2 separate regions of the Homo sapiens genome follow, and region 1 is linked to region 2. The links are chromatin contacts, found by Hi-C in ENCODE. All regions are on one chromosome and are shown on one strand. Each heading gives the region's core, a stretch centred on a gene start or an enhancer-like site at or near the end of the contact. The rest is flanking DNA. Distances are from core to core; before and after follow the strand shown. Region 1 holds the start of OTUD1 (OTU deubiquitinase 1). Region 2 has its middle 39 kb from the start of LINC02643.

The links. Hi-C counts contacts between places; a loop is a spot of excess contacts on that map. Pooled maps may share reads with other maps.
Region 1: a loop to region 2 is called in a map of ascending aorta, with 7 times the contacts of the local background. The contact joins the promoter of OTUD1 here to the enhancer-like site in region 2. A Hi-C loop is called at or near these places in 2 of 168 maps with a recorded cell type or tissue (aorta and ascending aorta) and 3 of 50 pooled maps.

Annotation. Positions count from the first base shown.
Region 1 is chr10:23,436,754-23,443,689 of GRCh38, forward strand. OTUD1 (OTU deubiquitinase 1) reads left to right here and starts at 2,322. Exons shown (of 1, transcript NM_001145373.3): 1 at 2,322-5,624. The coding sequence starts at 2,705. The coding sequence ends at 4,150. RefSeq lists silencers at 2,051-2,640, 2,691-3,030, 3,171-3,540.
Region 2 is chr10:21,330,825-21,337,453 of GRCh38, forward strand. No RefSeq gene overlaps it. Among named protein-coding and RNA genes, the nearest start is that of LINC02643, 39 kb to the right of the region's middle. RefSeq lists an enhancer at 5,782-6,333. Within about 2 kb of position 4,362, at least 15 of the 41 ENCODE cell types and tissues checked have a DNase peak (open chromatin) inside an H3K27ac peak, as active enhancers do; they include ascending aorta, where a contact is called at or near this core.

The sequences.
Region 1 (6,936 bases), core at 1,072-3,571, 2.1 Mb after region 2:
TACTGCCAATACACAGTCTTGCATAGTCCACTGCCCCCAGACAAACTAAAAAGATTTTTAAAAATGCATTCATATGTTAATGTTTCAAATCTTCACCTCTTTGTTTTTGTCTGCTGCTAACTTGGTACATCAGAGGTAGTGTGTCTTCTGTGGACCTAGTGTTTTGTTGTTGTTGTTGCTGTTTTCTGCATTTACCCCAACCTGTTAATATCTACTCTTGCTTTAGGGTTTAAATTCTAATATTTTCCTTATCTCCCTTCAGGCTCCAGTTATGCTAGTCCTGCCAGGCACGTGGTGGGTATGGTAAATATTATTTGGTGACGGCCTTGTTAACAGTCTTGTCTTCTGTTTCAGAACACCAGCTAATGAAAGAGTTAAGCGTGAAGTGCTTCATGCACAGAGCAACAGATGCTCAACAAATCAGTGATGAAATCCAAGGATGGTAATTTCCTTTTTCTAATTAGCCATGAGAGCTTCAAGCTCCCAATGGGGTAGTTACCAGAATTTGAAAAGTTAGACAGTCATTTACCTTCTTCTGAGTTAATTTACATAAGCGGCTGGAGTGACCTGAGCTGGGACCCTGCCAGTCATACTGCCCAAAGATAATTAAAAGCCCTGGCTAGGGTCAAGGGACCTGGATAGTAATCTTGGCTTCACCACTGTCTGACAAACCTTGGAAACTCGCTTTCCATCTACTCATTCACTTAGTAAATATTAATTAGGTCCAATTATGTGCCAAGCACGGTGTTAGGGGATGGAAATATAAGAGCAAGACCCAAGTCTCTCAATTCCTGGAATTCACATTCCACCGGAAAGGTGGGGACCGGAGTACAGCCTACATCACCTACAGGTTCAGTCTCCCTATCTCTAAAATGTTAGGACAACCTCTGGGTTCAATTCGAATGTTTAGGCCCTGTTAATTTAGCATTTGATCACAGCTCAGAATATAGCAAAAGTCTCCCACTACCTCTGGCTTTCCCTTACAAAGGCGGGTATTACAAAAAGACTCGGTAGAAGTATTTTCTATAGTCTATCTTGCCCCGGAATGCAGGTCACGACTTTCTCCACCGCTTTTGACCTCTGGCTAGCATTCACACCTATTCTCAAAGGGCCCTAAGTGATACTGCATTTGGTATTCTGAGAAAGCTTGTTTATAAAAGCCTAAAAGGCTTCCTTGCTTTCCCCCAAGCCAGATATTTGCCAAATGGCATAGGTCAGAGGTGCAAAGTTGGTTTTGTCTTAGCAAGGCAAGAGAATCCACTAGCGGACTCACCCTTACCGGTGAGTCCAAGGAAATGCATAGAAAAGACACAGTGGTAAAACTAGCTGGGCACCTGTAATCCCTGCCCAAGGCAAGGCTGAGGAAGGGGGATCACTTGGGCCCTGGAGGTCGAGGTCGCAGTGGGACATGATGGCGCCACTGCACTCAGCCTGGAAGGCAGAGCAAGACCTTGCCTCAAAAAGAAAAAGAAAAAAAAAAAAAGGAAAAGACGCGGCGGTTCCACGAGTGGTGGCTAGGACCCATAATCCCAACACTTTAGGAGGTCGAGGCGGGAAACAGCTTGAGGCCAGTAGTTCGACACCAGACTGGGCAACTGTGGTGAGACCCTCGCCTTAAAAAAAAAGAAAGAAAGAAAGAAAGAAAATTAGCCGGGTGCGGTGGTGCACACCTGTGGTTTCCAGTTACTCTGGAGGTTGAGGCGGGAGGATCGCTTGAGCCCGGGAAGTCAAGGCTGCAGTGAGCTATGGACTGCGCCACTACACTCTAGCTTCGGAGACAGGTAAGACCCCCATCTCTAAAAAGATAAAAGAAAAGAGGCAGTAGTGAATGCAAGCAGGGATGGTAGCCCATGACCAGCAGAGGCCAAACAGACTTTAAGGCAGCATTCCGTTCTCCACACCCATGCCGGAAGCTTTCCTGCCACGCAAGCTTTCCGAGCATGCTAACTCGCCCCAAGCAGCTCCCATCCCGCAGCATCCACTGCAGCCGCTGAGGAGAGTGGCGCAGCGCAGAAACCAGTGCCCAGTGCCCAGGTGGGGGAAGCGGTCCGTGGGAGTCACGTGGGCGGGAGGCCCAGCCAGGATCCCAGGACTGCTCAGGCCTCCGCGCCCCCGGCCTCGCCCCGCCCGCGCGCGCTCGCGCGCCGAGGGCCACGCCCGTGACGTCGGCGGAGCGCGGTAGGGGGCGGGGCGCGGGCCGGAGTGGGCGGGGCGAGCAGGCGCGACTGAATCGGGCGCCGCAAAGAGCCGCGCATTCCAGTGAGTCCACGTGACGCGGCCGCGAGGCCTGAGGTAAACAACCGCGGCCCCGCCTCCCGGGCCTCCGCGCGCACCGCGCTCCTCCTCGCCGGCGGGACGCGCTCCAACGGGGCGGGCGGCTTCCTCCGTGAGTCCCCAGCGGCCGCCGCGGGCCGAAGCAGCTGCAGCGGGCGCGGCGCCCCGGGTCTGCGGGCCGAGCGCACCGGCAGGGGTCGAGCTCGCGTCCCGTCCCCGCCCCCCTGCGCTGTGGCGCAGCAGGAATTTGGCCGGGACCCGGGCGCTATTCGCGGCTGCTGACTCGCGGCGGCCGGCTGCCTTTCGCTCATCTCTATTCTGGGGCCGTTGGGTCACCGCGCTCCGCCGGCCCCCTCCCCCGGGCCCGGAGGGTGTGTCCCCCGCTCCGGGGCTCGCCGCGCCTATAAGGGGCCGAGCGGCGGGCAGGGACATGCAGCTCTACAGCAGCGTCTGCACCCACTACCCCGCCGGGGCCCCGGGTCCCACGGCCGCCGCCCCCGCGCCACCCGCCGCCGCTACCCCCTTCAAGGTCTCGCTGCAGCCCCCGGGAGCCGCCGGCGCCGCGCCCGAGCCCGAGACCGGTGAGTGCCAGCCCGCCGCGGCCGCCGAGCACCGGGAAGCCGCCGCTGTCCCCGCCGCCAAGATGCCCGCCTTCTCCTCCTGCTTCGAGGTGGTGTCCGGGGCCGCCGCGCCCGCCTCCGCCGCCGCCGGCCCGCCCGGCGCGTCCTGCAAGCCGCCGCTGCCGCCGCACTACACGTCCACCGCACAGATCACCGTGCGGGCCCTGGGCGCCGACAGGCTCCTGCTGCACGGGCCCGATCCCGTTCCCGGCGCCGCGGGCTCCGCCGCTGCCCCGCGCGGCCGCTGCCTCCTGCTCGCCCCGGCGCCCGCAGCCCCGGTCCCGCCGCGGCGGGGCTCCTCGGCCTGGCTCCTGGAGGAGCTGCTGCGGCCCGACTGCCCCGAGCCCGCGGGCTTGGACGCGACACGGGAGGGGCCCGATCGGAACTTCCGACTGAGCGAGCACCGCCAGGCCCTGGCCGCCGCCAAGCACCGAGGCCCCGCGGCGACCCCGGGGAGCCCCGATCCCGGCCCCGGTCCGTGGGGCGAAGAGCACTTGGCGGAGAGGGGCCCCAGGGGCTGGGAGAGGGGCGGCGATCGCTGCGACGCGCCCGGTGGGGACGCGGCGCGGAGGCCCGACCCAGAGGCCGAGGCACCCCCCGCCGGGAGCATCGAGGCCGCCCCGAGTAGTGCGGCGGAGCCGGTGATCGTCTCCAGGTCGGATCCCAGAGACGAGAAGCTGGCCCTATACCTGGCCGAGGTGGAGAAGCAGGACAAGTATCTGCGGCAGAGGAATAAGTACCGATTCCACATCATTCCAGACGGCAACTGCCTCTACCGAGCTGTCAGCAAGACGGTGTATGGGGACCAGAGCCTGCACCGGGAGTTGAGGGAGCAGACGGTGCACTACATCGCCGACCATCTCGACCACTTCAGCCCCCTGATTGAGGGCGACGTGGGGGAGTTTATCATCGCTGCTGCCCAAGACGGGGCATGGGCCGGGTACCCGGAGTTGCTGGCCATGGGGCAGATGCTGAATGTGAATATCCATTTAACTACTGGAGGGAGGCTGGAGAGTCCCACGGTGTCTACCATGATTCATTATTTGGGCCCAGAGGATTCCCTGAGGCCTAGTATTTGGCTCAGTTGGCTCAGTAACGGACACTATGATGCTGTATTTGATCACTCCTATCCTAACCCAGAGTACGACAACTGGTGCAAACAAACTCAAGTGCAAAGGAAACGCGACGAAGAACTTGCCAAATCTATGGCCATATCCTTGTCTAAAATGTATATTGAACAAAATGCATGCTCTTGAAATGTCTCAAAACCTTACACCCTGGGAATAATTGCATATATAACTTGTGTTTGGAGAATCACATGAACTTTAATCAGGGTAATAGCACTTTCAAACTTGCTAGTAGATTTTACTGTAGGTGTAATGCCTTAATCATCTTTTTGAATGTTTTCTCAGAGCTGGAGGTTGCTGGGCACCTAAATGATGTTTCATGATAGCTTTGGGTGATTTTACTGCTATTTATAATTTGCTGTATAAAGTGAGCATTACTTAATTTGCAAGCTGATTTCTCACAGTGTAAATTTGTTCATTCCTGGTAGTCTATTTTCTATAAAAATGTATTTTTGCACAACATTTTTAAAAACTGGTGTACCTTCATCTATGACGTGTTCCATTTTGACAAACAGCTTTCAGGCGTAAATCCAGAGAAGTGCTTTATATGAAATGTATTATTTTGAACAGAGTTTGTGATTTGGTAGTTATTTTATGTTGTTGAAATTTGAATTTCACAATTCTTAGATAATTATTTCAAATGGATATTGATGCATTCTTGTTACCAGATGTTTGGCCCATTCCATTTTGATGAAACAGAGCTGTTGTTTTGGAAGTCATTATTTTTCTAGAAATGGCGAATCTTTTAAAGAAAATTACTTAATGGAAGGTTGTGGGAAGGTGTTTTTTTGTGTTTTTTTTTTGGTTTTTGTTTTGTTTTTCCTCTTTTAAGGGATAGTAGCAGGTCTTACTTGAATGAAAGTCTGATATTTGCTGATGGCAGAATGATTATTCTGTACCCTGGTTGATGTGTAGAGTAGATTGTCTGGTGCTCTCAGTTGTTTTTATTTACATTTGTCACGTTGTTGTAAGAGAATGTTAACATGGTATAAAACTCTGTGACAAGATAAGCCTCCTGCTTTATATAACTTCTTGAATCCAGCTAAGAGATTTATAAACTAATGGCATAAATGTCTGGAGCCAACCTTGGCAGTTATAGCAGGAGAACACTGTCTTAATATTTCTTTACATTCTTTCAAAAGGCAAAATAGGATTGCCCTGTATTGATGTAGAAATGTCTGTAAACAGAGCTTGTATGGTTTGCTGGGTCAAACAATGTTTCCAACTTAAAATCAATCTCATTGCCACTTTAACTACTTTTAGTCATATTTATTAAGTAATGCAGTTTGTACTTTTTTTATTTTGTAACATTTTGTGATTTTTTTGTACAAAACTGTATTTGTACAATAGAGCAATTCCCAGCTGATGGAATGAATGAATAAAATGCAAAATTATACTTTTACAATGCCTTTTTGGATAGAGTGGTTTTTAAATTGTGATGTTTGTAGGAAACTTTCTTGCATGTATGCATGTACACAATTTTTTTTTTCCATAAAGATGCCACAGCAATAGAGAGGTTTCCTAAATTATCACATGAAGAGGATAGGCTAATCATGAGTAATTTCAAAGGATAAGTCTGAATAAAATATAATTTAAAAGTGGAGTAATCCAAGAAATTGCTCTCATTATTTCTAATTATAATTTCTGTCTACAGTTATAGCTGTACCTATTGGCTAATGAAAAAGGAAGTGCAAGTTTTGTGTCAGCCAGCAGAATGTCTAATTAAATGTCATACTTTTGTATTCCACTCACTCTCAGTATAGAGTTTAACGTTTTAGAGAGTAACCAAAGAGATGCCCTAATTTTTGTCTAGTCTGGCCTCTTGAGACCACGGGAATCTGTTTTAAGATGTTGAAAAGTGCATGCTATAGTTTGAATATATGTGTCCCACCACCCCAAATTCATGTGTTCGTCCCCATTATGGTGGTATTAAGAGGTTGGGCTTTTGGGGAAGTGATTTAAGGCATGAGCGCTCTGTCTTCATGAATGAATTAGTTGCCTTTTATAAAAAGGTCTGGAAGCAACTAGCTTAGGCCCATTTTGCTGTTCTGTTGTTCTGCCACAGGAGGACACCTAGATGGTGTCATCTGTGAGGAAGGGGCCTCCGCCTGATGTGGAACCTGCGAGCACCTTGATCTTGGGCTTCCCAGCCAACAGACTGTGAGAAATACAAATTTCTGTTCTTTATAAATTATAGGTATTTTGTTGCAGTAGCACAAATGGACTAAGTTGGTGCACCTGTGTGCATAATGTTGGGGTATGTGTAATGCATAAGAAAAGCAGCTATTTTGGATATTTTACTTTTCAGTTATTTAGACATCACAGTCATAGACACAACTGAACTTGATTGAGTTCATTGGTTAACCACATTCTTGGAAGGATGCCGTTGAATATCAAGGAAAGAATTTGTCAACGGTTTAAATGTTTACTAATCACAGATCTCTGGATTTTTGTGTAGGTAAGTTTTGCTTCATGGCTTCAGTAAGTAATTTGGGAAGAAAGAAATTCTATTATTTGAATTACCTGGCTACCCCTTTTCTCCACTTTATTTAGAGCTGTATAACATTTGGAGATGCTTAAAATTTTATACAAGTATGAGTAGAACACACAAGAATTCCTAAAAAGCCTTCTGTAAGCCTATTACTGTTTTAGGTAGCTTACTCTGTGTTCTGTTTCATTTTCAAATTAGGATTCCAAGTCCTGATTTCTTTTCTTTTTTCTTACGTTTTTATTGAGACAGGGTCTCCCTCTGTCACCTAGGCTAGAGTGCAATGGCACAGTCATGGCTCACTGCAGCCTCAACCTCAGAGCTCAAGTGATTCTCCCGAATACCTCAGCCTCCTAAGTAACTGGGGCTACAACGGTCGTCCAGCATCACACCCAGCTAATTTTTAAAAAAATTTTTTAGTAGAGAT
Region 2 (6,629 bases), core at 3,112-5,611:
GGAGTGTACATCCACAACACAGCCCTAAGCTTTAAGGATGTGAACTCGTTTAACCTACCAGATAGGTAAACACACTTGAAGTCTGCCTTTGAAAACTCATGCTAAAGGGAATGGATTCTGCAAATTCATTACTTTTTTTTTTTTTTTTTTTTTTGAGACGGAGTCTGGTCCTGTTGCCCAGGCTGGAGTCCAGTGGTGCGATCTAGGCTCACTGCAACCTTCACCTCCCGTGTTCAAATAATTCTCCTGCCTCACCCTCCTGAGTAGCTGGGATTACAGGCATGCATCACCACGTCCAGCTAATTTTTGTATTTTTAGTAGAGAAGGGGTTTCACCATGTTGGTCAGGCTGATTTTGAACTCCTGAACTCGTGATCTGCCTGCCTTGGCATCCCAAAGTGCTGGGATTACAGGCATGAGCCACCACACCGGGCCAAATTCATTACTTTTAATGGCAAAAACTGCAATTGCTTTTTCTCCAGCCTAAATAAAAAATTCTATATAAAAATTGTGCTCTATTGGGGCCAGGCACGGTGGCTCACGCCTGTAATCCCAGCACTTTGGGAGGCCAAGGTAGGCAGATCACGAGGTCAGGAGATCAAGACCATCCTGGCTAACACGGTGAAACCCCATCTCTACTAAAAATAAAAAAAATTAAAAAAAAATTAGCCGGGCGTAGTGGCGGGCGCCTGTAGTCCCAGCTACTCCGGAGGCTGAGGCAGGAGAATGGCATGAACCCAGGAGGCGGAGCTTGCAGTGAGCCAAGATCGCACCACTGCACTCCAGCCTAGGCGACAGAGCGAGACTCCATCTTAAAAAAAAAAAAAAAAAAAAAAAAAAATGGGCTCTATTTACTCTGGTGTACACAAAATAAATATTACCTTTTTTTCTTTTCTTTTCTTTTTGAGACAGAGTCTCCCTCTGTCACCCAGGCTGAAGTGCAGTGGCACAATCTTGGCTCACTGCACTCTCCATCTCGTGGGCTCAAGTGATTTTTCCTGCCTCAGCCTCCCGAGTAGCTGGGATTACAGACATATGCCACCACGCCTGGCTAATTTTTGTATTTTTAGTAGAGACAGTGTTTCACCATGTTGGCCAGGCTGGTCTCGAACTCCTGACCTCAGGTGATCTGCTCGCCTCAGCCCCCATGTGGGGGCTGTAAGATTACAAGCATGAGACGCCGCATCCGGCAACATTATCTTTTATTTTTTGTATTTTTAAGATGTAGTCAGTTTGCAAAATACTACATCATTTGGCCAGAAAACTAATTCTCATGCTTCTCTCTTCCTTCTCAAATTACACTATTTTCATAACAGGTCAAAAATAGTTTTAAGGGCCGGGCACAGTGGCTTACGCCTTTAATCCCAGCATTTTGGGAGGCCGAGGTGGGCGGATCACCTGAGGCCGGGAGTTCAAGACCAGCCTGACCAACATGGAGAAACCCCCGTCTCTACTAAAAATACAAAAAATTAGCCAGGCGTGGTGGCTCATGCCTGTAATCCCAGCTACTCAGGAGGCTGAGGCAGGAGAATCACTTGAACCGGGAAGGCGGAGATTGTGGTGAGTCGAAATCGCGCCATTGCACTCTAGCCAGGGCAACAAGAGCAAAACACGGTCTCAAAAAATATAAAATAAAATAATAGTTTTAAGAATGGTCAGGCGTTGGCATTTCCTTTCTAATAATGGGTAGAAGTTTGTTATGAATCATAATTAGTGATGTTACTTGATCTCATTCTGATGTTAATTCAAAGTTGCCCTGTTCAAGAAGGCAGTGTGCTGGTGTGCAGGGATCACATATCTGTGATTAATCCGGCTGAGTGCTAGAGCTGCAATTGTTTCTTCGTGTAGCTGCAGATAAAATAACAGTCTTGGCCGGGCCCGGTGGCTCACGCTTGTAATCCCAGCACTTTGGGAGACCAAGGTGGGCAGATCATGAGGTCAGGAGTTCAAGACCTGCCTGGCCAACACAGTGCAACCCCATCTCTACTAAAAACACAAAAATTAGCCAGGCACAGTGGCACGTGCCTGTAATCCCAGCTACTCAGGAGGCTGAGGCAGGAGAATCACTTGAACCCAGGAGGCAGAGGTTGCAGTGAGCTGAGATCTTGCCACTGCACTCCAGCCTCGGCAACAGGAGGAGACTCTGCCTCCAAAAAAAAAAAAAAAAAAAAACAAAAGTCTTTGTCAATGAAAGAAGCATAACCCCTGAGTGCCTGGACCAGTGGATAATTACATAGGAAGTGATAATGGGAGGTAAGAACCCTTTTGCTCTGTCAGTGAGAAGATCCAGTAGAAAATCAAGGAGGACCCGAGAAACTTTGTACTGAAAGGAAAAATAAAAAGTCTCTCCTTGGCTGCGCACAGTGGCTCAGGCCCATAATCTCAACACTCTGGGAGGCTGAGGAGGGAGGATCATTTGAGCCCAAGAGTTCGAGACCGGCCTGGGCAACATAGGAAGATCCCCATTTCTACCAAAAAAAAATTAGGTGGGCATGGTGGTGCACACCTGTAGTTCCAGCTACAAATTTTTTGTACTTGGAGGCTGAGGTGGGAGGATCCTTTGAGCCCAGGAGTTGGAGACCAGCCTGGACAACATAAGGAGACCCCCAGCTTTACAAAAAAATTAGCTGGGTGTGGTGAGATGCATCTGTAGTCCTAGCTTCTTGGGAGGCTGAAGTGGGAGGATCACTTGAGCCCAGGAGGTTGAGGCTGCAGAGGCTCATACCACTGCACTCCAGCCTGGGTGACAGAGTGAGACCCTATCTCAAAAAACAAAACAAACAAATCATCAAGTTGCATTCCTTAATATATACCAGTTTTATTAGTCAATTATACCTCAATAAAGCTGGGAGGAAAAAATAACTAGTTTAAAAGCTATATCAACTAATGATGGGTAGCAGACAAAAAGCCCCATTAATACAAAATGTAAGGGGAGTTATACCATGATTTTGCCTTTTCTTTTTTTTTTCTTTTTGAGACAGAGTCTCACCCTGTCGCCCAGGCTGGAATGCAGTGGCACGATCTTGGCTCAATGCAACCTCTGCCTCCAGGGTTCAAGTGATTCTCCTCCCTCAGCCTCTTGAGTAGCTGGGACTACAGGCGCACGCCACCACACCCTGCTAATTTTTGTATTTTTAGTACAGATAGGGTTTCACCATGTTGGCCAGGCTGGGATTTTGCCTTTTCTACATACCAGAACTACATACCAGAATCATGACTATATTCATTACATAGAATTACCCCAATTCAAGAATCTGTTTTAAAAACAATATCTGGCCAGGCACGGTGGCTCACGCCTGTAATCCCAGCACTTTGGGAGGCTAAGGCGGGTGGATCACTTAAGGCCCGTAGTTTGAGACCAGCCTGGCCAACATGGTAAAACCCTGCCTCTAAATACAAAAATACAAAAAAATTAGCTGGGTGTGGTGGCACAAGCCTGTAGTCCTAGCTACTCAGGAGGCTGAGGCAGGAGAATTGCTTGAACCTGGGAGGCAGAGGTTGCAGTAAGCCAAGATGGCGCCGCTGTGCTCCAGCCTGGGTGACAGAGCAAGACTCAGACTCAAAAAATAAAAAAAAAAATAAAAACAACATCCAATTGCATTTTGTAACCAACAACATAACGAAGATAGCCAAAGTGTCACCAATATTAAATAGATTTTCATAAGCCTTGGATATAAGATGGTCCACTCCAAAATCAACTCATAATGGATTACAGAGATACACAAGGTCGCCCCAAAACAATGATTCTCAAATTTTTTGTACATTAAATTCAACTGGCATGTTGGCTTAAAATTCACATTGGGATTCCCAGCCCCCAGCCCCAGAGACACTCATTCAGATCAACAGAAATGAGATCTAGGAATCTGCCTTTTTTTTTTTTTTTTTAGACAAAGTTTTGCTCTTGTTGCCCAGGCTGGAGTGCAGTGGCGTGATCTTGGCTCACCACAACCTCCACCTCCCAGGTTGAAGCGATTCTCCTGCCTCAGGCTCCCGAGTAGCTGGGATTACAAGCATGCGCCGCCACGCCTGGCTAATTTTGTATTTTTAGTAGAGTCGGGGTTTCTCCATGTTGGTCAGGCTGGTCTCGAACTCCCAACCTCAGGTGATCCACCCGCTTCGGCTTCCCAAAATGCTGGGATTACAGGCGTGAGCCACTGCACCCGGCCTGCATTTTTAACCAACACACATACTCAAGCATGTGTGTGATTCTGCTGCATGTGTTCAAAAGCTCACCCTTTGAGAAACACTGCCCTAAAATGATGCGATGATTTCCAGAACTCCAAGCTTGAATTAACCAGACCGTCTGCATTCGTAAGCCTGTGGTGAGTCATAGAAACTTTTTTTAAAAAGTAGAATGTCAGAGGCAAATGTTGGCAGTGGCCCCTCAGCCCAGGCCAAGGGAGGGCGGGTCCTGATCTAATCTAACAACAACTCACTCTGCCTAGGCAAGATGACAGGGATCTTCCGCTGTGCAGGTGGACATAGCAGATCATCTTACTCTGGCATCATTAACATTTGTATTAGAAAACCAGCTCCCCTAGTTCTGATTTCTGAGGTCCCTAAGCAGCTTCTTCTTGTAGAATTTGACTTCCCATGTAGCCTGCCTTTGCTGTTGGTCAAAAGTTGCCAGTATTCGGTCCCCCTCAGCCCTTTTAGTCATGAGAAATTGGCAGGAACTTTGGTTTATCCATCATTCCCTGAGTTTGCTTCATATTACTCCAGCCATGAGAAACACTCCACTCTCCACAATCCATGGGTTGATAAATGAGGATTTTGTGCCTCTGAGGCTAAGGACCACACTCTCGACGCTAAAAAAAAAAAAAAAAAAAAAAAAAAAAAAATTCTCCAAGGAGACGATATTATAAATTCATAGACTGCCTGACAACACCCAGTGAAGACCCTCCTGTTGGAACCTCCTCACCAAGAAGTTGTGACTTTTCTTTTTTTTTTTTTTTGAGATGGAGTCTCGCTCTTGTTGCCCAGCCTTGATTGCAATGGTGCGATCTCATCTCACTGCAGCCTCCGACTCCAGGGTTCAAGCAATTCTCCTGCCTCAGCTTCCCAAGTAGCTGGGATTACAGCTGCCCGCCAGCATGCCCAGCAAATTTTTGTATTTTTTTTTTAGTAGAGATGAGGTTTCACCATTTTGGCCAGGCTGGTCTCAAACTCCTGACCTCAAGAGATACACCTGCCTCATCCTCCCAAAGTGCTGGGATTACAGGTGTGAGCCACTGCACCTGGCTGATTTTTTCTTTTTTTTTTTTTTTAATACAAAGTCTCACTCTGTCCACCAGGCTGGAGTGCAGTGGCGTGTTCTCAGCTCACTGCAGCCTCAACTTCCCAGGCTCACGTGATTCTCCCACCTCGACCTCCCAAGTAGCTGGGACTACAGGTGCTTGCCACAGCACCTGGCTAATGATTACATTTTTGGTAGAGATGGGGTCTCAGACTCCTGGCTTCAAGCATTCCTCCTGCCTCTGTTGGGAGCAATTTATCCATTCTTTGTAAAGGGCCTCCATGTCATTTACAATAACCTATCATCAAGGACCCAAAGCTGGTGCTTATATGAGTCTCCTGTCGCCTCTTATCAGAGCCCGATTAAGGGACAGGCTAGACAGAAAGATGAGAGAAGGACAAATGTCAGGCTCTCACTTCAGCCTCTCTCCTCATTCAGGAACAGATGGAGCCCATGCCAGTGTGACCCAGGGCAGAGGTCAGGCAGCTGTTCTGTTTCGTGTGTCCCTGGTCTCCTGTGCCCCCTAGGGCTGGTGGAGCCTCAATGTCCTCCAACTCAGACATCTTCTCTGCTGTTTGTTCTGCAGCCAGCTGCATACCGCCTCCATGCGGGTGCCCCTCCCTAGCGGCTGCATTTGCCCGGGGGACCAGCAAGCTGTCACATGCCAAGGCAAAGAGGAGGAAGAAACAATCACTTATTACTAGCAAAACATTACTTCTGTCTTCACAGGACCATGACACCTTCTGTCTAGGATCTTCAAACCTCCCCCACTCATGCCCCAAGTCCAATATTGTGGGGTGACCCTGCCCCACCCCCTGTGCACCACACTCAGTGCAGCTTGATGTTCAGCTTTGTGTAGCCCTGGCATCCTATGCTCCCAGGCTGGCTGGAGACTTGATATTCTCCAACTCAGACATACTAAGGCCACGTATATGTGGAGAGATTTCAGTGCATTATCTACTGAGAACACTGATGACTTGAGGCAACGCCAGAGCCCTTCTCCAAATGAATACTTCACATTCCCACCCGGTGACTCAGGCTGACTCACCAGGAGGCCCTTCCCCTTTGTCTTTTTTTTTTTTTTTTTTTTTTTTTACTTTTATTTTAGGTTCAAGGGTACAAGTGCAGGTTTGCGACATAGGTAAAATCCTTGTCATGGGGGTTTGTTATACAGATTATTTCATCGCCCATGTGTTGAGCCTAGTACCCGTTAGTTATTTTTCCTGATCCTCTCCCTCCTCCCAGCCCCCACCCTCCGGTAGGCCCCAGTGTCTGTTGTTCCCCTCTATGTGTCCATGTGTTCCCGTCATTTAGCTCCCACTTACATATGAAAACATGGTTTTTGGGTTTCTGTTTCTGTGTTAGTTCGCTAAGGATAATGGCTTTCAGCTCCA